Regions from separate parts of the Homo sapiens genome. Here region 1 is linked to region 2. The links are chromatin loops, found by intact Hi-C in ENCODE. Cell type or tissue: GM12878. All regions are shown on one strand. Each heading gives the region's core, and the rest is flanking DNA. Links, peaks and the distances in the headings are about the cores only. Region 1 overlaps LINC01953 (long intergenic non-protein coding RNA 1953). Region 2 has its middle 67 kb from the start of LINC01878.

Evidence for each region. Hi-C counts contacts between places; a loop is a spot of excess contacts. Peaks named below come from ENCODE experiments on the same cell type or tissue, not always from the same donor. Only the 100,000 strongest peaks of a DNase experiment are listed, where the experiment ranks them.
Region 1: a loop joins it to region 2, with 7 times the contacts of the local background. A loop is called at or near these places in 1 of 110 quality-filtered maps.

The regions. Positions count from the first base shown.
Region 1 is chr2:213,155,205-213,159,611 of GRCh38, forward strand. It overlaps LINC01953 (long intergenic non-protein coding RNA 1953), which reads right to left. Exons shown (of 4, transcript NR_146974.1): 2 at 3,908-4,077; 3 at 1,823-1,913; 4 at 612-726. Among named protein-coding and RNA genes, the nearest start is that of IKZF2, 5.8 kb to the left of the region's middle. RefSeq lists an enhancer at 2,083-2,152. In GM12878, for the core only: no CTCF peak of the experiment used is centred there; a DNase peak (open chromatin) is centred at 2,280; H3K27ac peaks cover 2,235 bases.
Region 2 is chr2:212,725,852-212,730,258 of GRCh38, forward strand. No RefSeq gene overlaps it. Among named protein-coding and RNA genes, the nearest start is that of LINC01878, 67 kb to the right of the region's middle. RefSeq lists an enhancer at 1,927-2,016. In GM12878, for the core only: no CTCF peak of the experiment used is centred there; DNase peaks (open chromatin) are centred at 722 and 2,090.

The sequences.
Region 1 (4,407 bases), core at 196-4,195, 430 kb after region 2:
TATTTTTAACATTTATATATTAATTTTGCAAATATAAATATGAAAAGTGGCTAACATTGTATATAAAATGCAATTTGGAATAAAATACATTTATGTAATGCCTCTGTTTCAAAAATGAATTATTTCCTGTTACCACCTGACAATTCATGAACCAGGGTGACTATCAAGAAATGCAGCAGGTTTAATTTTGTAATCACTAAGTGTAATCAGCAAAAGAAAAATTTTACAAGGCAATATAGCTAAAAGGTACATTGTGGAGTATTGGTTTTGTTTTCTTTGGGTAGTTTGTTTTATCTATTTTAGATTTAAAAGCCCTAAGTACCCTTTAAAGGAATTTGGGTAAAATCCCCTTTTGTTTGCTCAAGGAATTAATTGTACGTTTTTAAGTTTTGGGGGTCTTTTTAGCAGAAGGTGGGAGGGGACAATTTGGAAAATTATAATTCTTTCCTAAAATCAAAGAAGAAATTTTTGGAAATGAATTCTATATTTTTTTATTTAAATGGCTTTATTGTGCTAGATATATAATCAACCAGAATAGGTACCCTAAAATAACTTGAATCCCTGAAAAAGTTAAGAATAACAGGCACACATAAGCACAATGTTTTAAAACCGATAACTTCTTTTATTTTTGTCAGGTGATGTTGTTCTTGTCTTTGAAGTAGTGTTCTCTTTTTAAGCGGGATATGGAACAATGGTCTCACTTACTCCTGTTGACCTAGATTGGCACTATGAAGAAGCAAGAAAGCCAAAAATGGAACTACCTTTTCAAAGAAAATATTCTAAGATACCAAATCCAGTTCATAAGTAAAGCATATAAATACTGTCAAACTTTACTTCCCTGAGTGCACTGATAGTCTGGGGTCTATTCAGCTGGCATATAAGTCCCACATGCTGAGGGTCTTCTAATTCCATCTACCTTGAACAATAGTTTCTTTTAACAGTCTTAAGAGTGTCACTTTGCAATTAGAGATAAGGCTCTTATGCAAATACTCATGTCCCTAAAAAAGGTAACATTATGACTTAAATTCACACGTTGATAGAATACTATCAGATTTCTTCCAGAGAGAGTGTTTTGCTGTAGAGCAGGTGATAAGCTAACTCTATCCCAAATGAGAATGATAAATTACGGGAGTTAAACCAGTGGGGTGAGGACCAGAGAGGTTCCTGAAAAAAATGAAAGCACACATTTTTAAAGATGTCATTAAAACCCACCATAATTGCTTTTAAAATGCAGATTTGTTCAGCATTTGATAAAATGAGTTCCATTAATGCAAAAACAAGGGAATTTTGAACTGGGTCAAGTGGTGATGCTCAAAGTCAACTCTAAAAAGGATTGAGAAGAAACCCTAAAATTTTAGAGCACAAAAAGTACAGGGAAGTTATTGGAATCCTCAATGAAGTGTTAATTCAAGAAATGAAAAAGATATGATTCAACTTTGTAAAGAAATAACTTACCAAAAGAGGGTAACAAAGGAGAAGACGCCTGGTGAGCATTAATTTAGATACAGGACAAAAAAAAAACTCATTATTTGGAATATTTTTCCGCAGCTACATGCAAGAGATTAAAAAGAAACTTATTTTGCTGGGGACCAGCAGGAAAACCAAACATAATCATTTGACTTTGGAATTGGGAGGTGAAAATAGGACAGATTAACCTAACGATCTGTGATATCAAAGGTTGGATTCTGCAAGAGAGATCCATACTCTAAAGCAGAGTGATGACAGGTTGCATCTCAAGGGAAACATTTGGTGGTTAAACCAGTGCCAATAGCAGTATGATACTGTCTTTTTAATCCTGTGAAAAGCTTGTGGAAGTACATACCCAGTGTTTGTGAGAAGCTTCAACTCTTTATAAACCAAAATTCTTTCACAGTAAAGCAAAGTCTAATCACTTGCTTAACAATCCTGTTAAGCTGAAAAAAAAAAAAAATAGAGGAACACATTACCAACAGATAGTAAAGGAAATAATCCAGAGAATTCACCTTCCCCATTTTTATAGCCAGATGGTTACAACCTAGGGAATTGAGAACCATATAGGGATAGAACTGGGGAGCCATTTTCTGTTTTATAACTCTGAAAGAGGGCGTGAGCTATGGAAAAGGGAATTGAATCAAAGAAAGGTCATTTACAAGTAGTAAAGTCAAATGTCATCTCCCCCAATTTTCATGACTGTGGTTTAGAAAAAGGTTAGCTTAATATAGAACTTAGTGTGGCATTCTGAACTGTCGTAAGACATGATAAAGGAGAGAGTAACACCATCAGTGTATCTCCCCCAGCAGCTGTGCCAAAGCTTCACAAAAGTATTTAAAACCTGACGTCATGGTGAGGTACTAGACACCTGGGAAAGTCCCACTCAGTAGACTAAGAATATCACTCTAAGTCCTGTAAACTATATTGCAGAAATGGCCACATTGGAAGACTGTACTTTTGAAGTGTACTATTATTGAGAAATAAATCCATACGAAGAATCTATAGCATTTTAAATTGATGATATAACTGATTTCAATGAAGTTAGAGTATCAGTGGGACTAGGAAAGTCACATATATCATTTTTATAATTATATCCATTTATTTCGTGCCAGATACCATGGTAAGCATGTTACATGCATTATCTCATTTAACACCCACTGTCATTTTAAGAGAGGTAATACTACCCCATTTTTCACATGAAGAAAGCTTGGAGACAGTATTAACTTGTCCCTGGTCCCACAGTTTCAGAGCTAGACAGTGTCAAACACATATTTTAAGTTCTAGAAAGCCCATATTCATAACCATCATACTATAGTCTCTCTAAATTGCCAATTATTTTCATCAATCATACAGACGTCTTACTGTAGTTAAATCCAGCCTTATGAGTAATACGCAGTCCACTGTTGTATCTCTTGAAAGCATACTGAATGTCCAGGGTGTTTTAAGAAGGTTAATTGAATGTGGTATCAACATAGAACTTTTTACCAAACCCAGAACTTATCTATGTGTGAAACATTACCTATTTGGCATTTAGTATGTTAATATCAGATGTTTATTAATATCTAGAGCTCTTCTCAATAAGTGAATGACATGAGAGAATCACTGAGAGTGAATTGAAAGAAAGTCACCCTATGAAGAGTTGAGTAACAATCAATGGTGACACAGAGATCCAGATAAGAACATAACTTTAAAGTCTGGGTCACCAAGCATATTTGCACATTTTATTTCAAAGGGGACCATTTCAGATTTATTACTCCCAGAAACAGATGGATCATACGGCTGCCTTTTGTAGACATACTTCACCTACATGTGTAAATAATGAGTGCATGGCTTTCTGTGATAAACACTGTAATTGTAAATGGTTACGGCTTCTTAAACGATATTTCTCAGGAAACAGATTTTTTTTCCAGTGGAGAACAGCTCTCAGTTTATAGTAAAAGTCAAGTTGAACATTTTGCTAGGGTTTATACATGAAGCTTGTGAAATTAGAATGTTTCTCTTGTTTTTAATTTACAAATACAGTGAATACTGGAGTAGAGAAACGTAACTATATTATTTTAATTAGGATTTCCTATCCCATGCGTGTAGAAGTTACATATTTGCTCTCTCATTACAGGTTATTTTTTCTAAGAACAAAAAGAAATAATGCTTTTATTTGATAACAAAGACACTATTTACTTGAAAAGCCAATCAGTGATTTTAGGGGAACTCTGCTTAAGGGTATTTTGAATAACCTAACCCAGAAGAGCTTCCTAAAACATCAGGTAGTAGCCAACAAATAAAATGAATATGGTATCTGGTATGTTCAAAATATATTGTTTAACATTTTCCCATATTTATGTTAGATGAATGTTTGGCATCAGACTGGTTGAATATTTAAAAAGGAAGGAATGATGTTCCTTCACAACGTAATATGGAAGACAGAGGAGTACCTTACCCGCAAGTCTTTGGAAATATTGCCTTCAGAGGTCATTCTTGATGTGAGGGGGACACTGCAGGCTGTCAGGCCTGGTACCATTAGGCAGTCTATCGTACACAAAACTCTTTGATCAGTTCTAAGCCCAACATTAGCGACTTTCTGATATTTTCACTCTCCATGTGATTTTCCTATGTGAAGGGAATATACATGATCATTATATTTTTATTTAAAAACAAATGATATTTCTGGTTTTTTTCCACCTATTTCTTATGAGTTTAGAAATGCATGGTTTTCCTTTCTAAGAACAGTACAGTACTGCATCTGTAAACTTGAGTTGAAGGCTAATAGCCAGTCTCTTGAAAGTGGAGCTCACTAAGGTCATGCCATTCGGCACTGTCCCTGTCACCTGGCCAGACTTCTCTCCTGACCCTCGAGAATATGGCCACCATCCTTCTACCTGCTTTAGAATGTCAGTGGATTCATAAGCAAGACAGCCTTCTTAAGTTGATTCATGAGGG
Region 2 (4,407 bases), core at 167-4,166:
GAGCGGTCCAAGTCCCAGCTGCCTCAGCCAAAAAGACACCAAACTATACTAAACTACACAGAGTCTACCTAAACTGGAGCAGAAATTTTTCTACCTTTTCTCAATTTAAGAGAAAGAGGGAAAAATCTAAGACCCTGGTTAAAATAAAAATAAAACTCAGAGCTCCTACTAAGAAAAAACCATGGATTTGTGAGCCATATAGTACTAGGTTTAAATACCAGTTCACCTATTTATTATCTGTATAATCGTCAGCAAATTTCTTAACTCTTCTAGCTTCACTCTCCACATTAACTAAAAACAAAAGACACTAACATTTCCCACAGGTTTGCTGAGATTAATGGAGCATTTCCCAAACCTCAGTATTTCTTATTCCTTATAATGTTTCACAAATTGTATTGAGTCTAGCTAAGACCAGTTTTTTTACTTACTATGATTTTTAACTTAAACACATTTCAAAAGAAAACTTTGTATCATTATCACCATTATCACTTACCATTTATGGAAAGCATCACAAAAGATAAATATGGATCTCCTAAAACTAGGGGAATCCCATTGGGATTCTTTCTGTTGTTTATTTCTGTTGTCCTGGTGTAATTATTAATAACATTGTTTTGACTCACAAAATGTCCCAGTCTAGACAATCAATGATGTGATCACCCTACCTAAAATGATTTGCGTACCCCCAGGGGTGCACATACCATGGGGAAACACTGACTCACATGTATTATGTGCCTAACAGAGCACCTGGCACTTGGGAAGCACTCAGCCATGAGAGTTTTCTTCCTTCCCAGGAGTGCATATGAAATGGTAATCGTGGTCCTAACAGCTCCAGAGGCTCCAAAGAGCTGTAGGGAGGGGACAAACACTGTGGGAAGACAGGATGTAAGGAGAGCAATACCTGTAGTTGTTGATCCCTCATGTCCTGGTATCCTCCCATGCTAGTATCAGAAAAAGACATGCATTGGACACTGGGTAATTTGGGTATATTAACGAATGAGCATGATTTATCAAATCTGAAAGTAAAAAAGTAGCTGGATCTTTTACAAAAAGGAGGAGTAACATAATAAATCAGGGTCTATTTCTCCCTCTCTCTGTGTTTATATGTATGGAGCATGTATATGTAACATATGTAACTAAGATCAAAACAAATATAATACAAGAAGTTGTGGAACTCCTCTAGAAGTTTGTTACAAAAATCCAATTTTTTAAGTCTGAGTTTAGATAGAATTAAGTAATTTGGTAGTGATTGGGGAGGAGGATTGATCTTCATTTCTCTCAGACTTTCTTGAATTTCATGGATGATAATTGCACAAGAATCAAACAGATACACAAAACCAAAGTTTTCTAAGCATCTGAATCAAGTTACCTTCTATAGTCTAGAAAATATTTTCTTGAATGAATACATTACCACTGCTACCATAGTTAAAACAGAAAATATTGTGACAATAATTGTGGAAATAATGTTTGAAATATTAGGGATATAAACCAGTCCTGAGAGACAGTGTTTGTATAATTCCTGTCTTCCAGTTAGAGCTGGAGACTTTACAAATTACATCTCCTTCATTTTAGGAATGAGAACCAAGTACCCTTCCTAGGGCAAAAAGAAGGTTTCCAAGAGTACAGAGTAAAATGAGTAAATCTTAAAAAATAAAGTCCATGTTTCTAGGTATAGAGTCCAAATTTTATATATTTAATGAGTAGGAAACTGCCTTTTCCATTCAGCAATTATCTCAGTTCCATGATAAAATACATTCTGGATTCTTCTATTAATAATAGTTTTAAGTAGTACTTTCCTACTTTCAATATATTCTTAGAGTGTTACAAAGTTTTGTTCAAAATAAGAAGTGCCCATGTGAACATACTAAACACCAAAAAGCAACAGAAATAACTCAGTGATTAACAAACAAAAGCAGATGGAGGAAAATATGAGTCCTTTAAAAGGTCAAAGAAAAAATTCAAGCAGCTAGAATTCTGTGCATTTGTCCTCTGAGGCTTTCTGAAAACTTCTTTAGGGGCAAAATACCTCTCCAAGTGAAGTAGTTTTGAAAGTGGTTTTCACTCTTCTGATGCATTACTGTCTAAATCATGAAAACATTTCCTTCCTTTGCTCATCAGTAGGTGCTTAAGTATGCAGAAAGGACAAGGTTCCAAGTGGACGGTACTTCCCCGACACCCAGTAACCTGTATTTCTCAATACTGGGCTGTTTGCATGTTGAAACAGTAGTTTTTAAAACAAGCATAGGTATTTTGTGTAAAAAGATATCTTGTGCGGTTTTTCTTTAGAATAGGGGGAAAAAGACTGCAAAACATATTTCATTATAAGCTGGGATCTTAGGTATAGATAAGTTTTTTGTTTTTCTTATTTTAGAGAAAAATCTTATTCAAGGTTTAATTAAGGCTACCTCTAAGCGAAATTATGGAGATATGGCAGTAGATGAAATCCTTGCTAGACCTTTTCTGCTTTTATTGCTAAATCTCTCTCATTCACATAATCACTATGATGCCAATAATTTGTTGTTAACATTTGCAGAAGCATTTAAATTGTAAAGGAGTATCCTAGCTCCAAATTGACCTAGAGATTCAATGCAATCCTGATGAAAATTTCCAAAAGGCTTTTTTTGTCAAAACTGACAAGCTGATTCTGAAAGTTATATGGAAATGCAAATAACCTAGAGTTGCCAAAGCAATTTCTTAAAAAGAACAAAGTTGAAATAATTAGCTACCCGATTTGAAGATTTACTCTAAACCTTCATAATCAGTTTGGTAGTAGTAAAAATTAGATATATAGGAAACAGAACAGAAATTCCAGAATTCGAGCCACACATATATAGTCATTTTATTTTTATTTATTTTCTCTTTTAAATAAAAATTCTAATATTCTTAAATTGATAAATAAAAGTTGTACACCATAAATATACACAACTTTCGTTTGTCTTTTCTGTGCTTCTATCAGTTCAAGTGCTTTCAGATTATGCACATAAGTGAGATCATGAGGTATTTGTCTTTCTATTCCTGACTGATTTCACTTAATGTGATGTCATCCAGGTTCATTCATGTTGTCACAGATGACAATATGTCCTGCTTTTTAGAAGACTGAATGCTATTCCATTGTGTAGATTATACCACATTTTCTTTATTCATTCATCCATTGAAAGACACATATCTTGGCTACTGTAAATAATAATGCAATATATATGGGAGCCTGGTAATTTTATTTTAAACAAAAGTCCAAAAGAGATTCAACAGGAAAAGCCAAGTCTTTTCAATAAAATAGAACAACTGGATATCTGCATAGAAAACAAACAAATGAAAAACCCATTGACTCTTACCTCATATTATAAACAAAAATTAAATAAATCCTACTTTTTTATTTTTTTACTTGTTTAAAGGCAGGGTCTCAGTCTGTTATCCAAGTTGGAGTACAGCGGTGCCATCATAGCTCACTGCAGCCGTGAACTTCTGGGCTCAAGGGATCCTCCTGCCTCAGCCTCCTGAGTAGATGAGACTACAGGTGTATGCACCACACCTGAATTTTTTTAATTTTTTTTTTATTTTTTGGTAGAGATAGGGGTCTTGCTTTGTTGCCCAGGCTGGTCTTGAACTCTGGGCTTTGAGAAATCTTCCTGCCTCGGCCTCCCAAAATGCTGGGATTACAGGCATATGCCACTATGCCCAGCACTTGCATCCTAGATCTAAATGTAAAAACTAAGCTAGAAAACTTTTTTTACCTTAGGGTCAGGGTCTTACTAATGTTGCCCAAGTTGGCCTCAAACACTTTGGCTCAAGAGATCCTCTCATCTTAGGCAATCCTCTTACCTCAGCCTCCTGAGTAGCTGGGACTATAGGTACATGCCATAATGCCCAGCTTAAAATTATAAAATGTATAAAATAACATATATGATAAAATATTCATAAGCCTCAGTTGAGCAAGTTTTTTTTCACTTTCACACATACTGACCACTGTCTTGGTGGAATCCCCATTCTGACTAAGGAGGCAAATATGTAAATAAGCAACCAATTTACAACATGATGAGAGGCACAGCAAAGATATATACAAAACACTATATGAACAAAATGGAGCAATTCATTAATTTTGCCTGAGTTTAAGACCTGGAAGAGAGGAAGAGGTGGAGAGGACAAAGAACAGATTTACAGAAATAAAATTTGATCCAGATTTTAGATAGAATTTGTAGAGTGACTAAGTGAACGTTCCAAATACAAAATATAGTATGTAAAAAAGTATGTAGACATAAAAGTATATGGAATATTTTCTGTGGTCAGGGAGAGTGACAGGAGTTGAGACTAGATAGGTAAGGGGGCAATAATATGAATGATCTTGTATGCAAAGCATTTCAATTTATCACATAGACAGTTAAGAACAGAGGAAGAGAAATGGCATAATTAGCT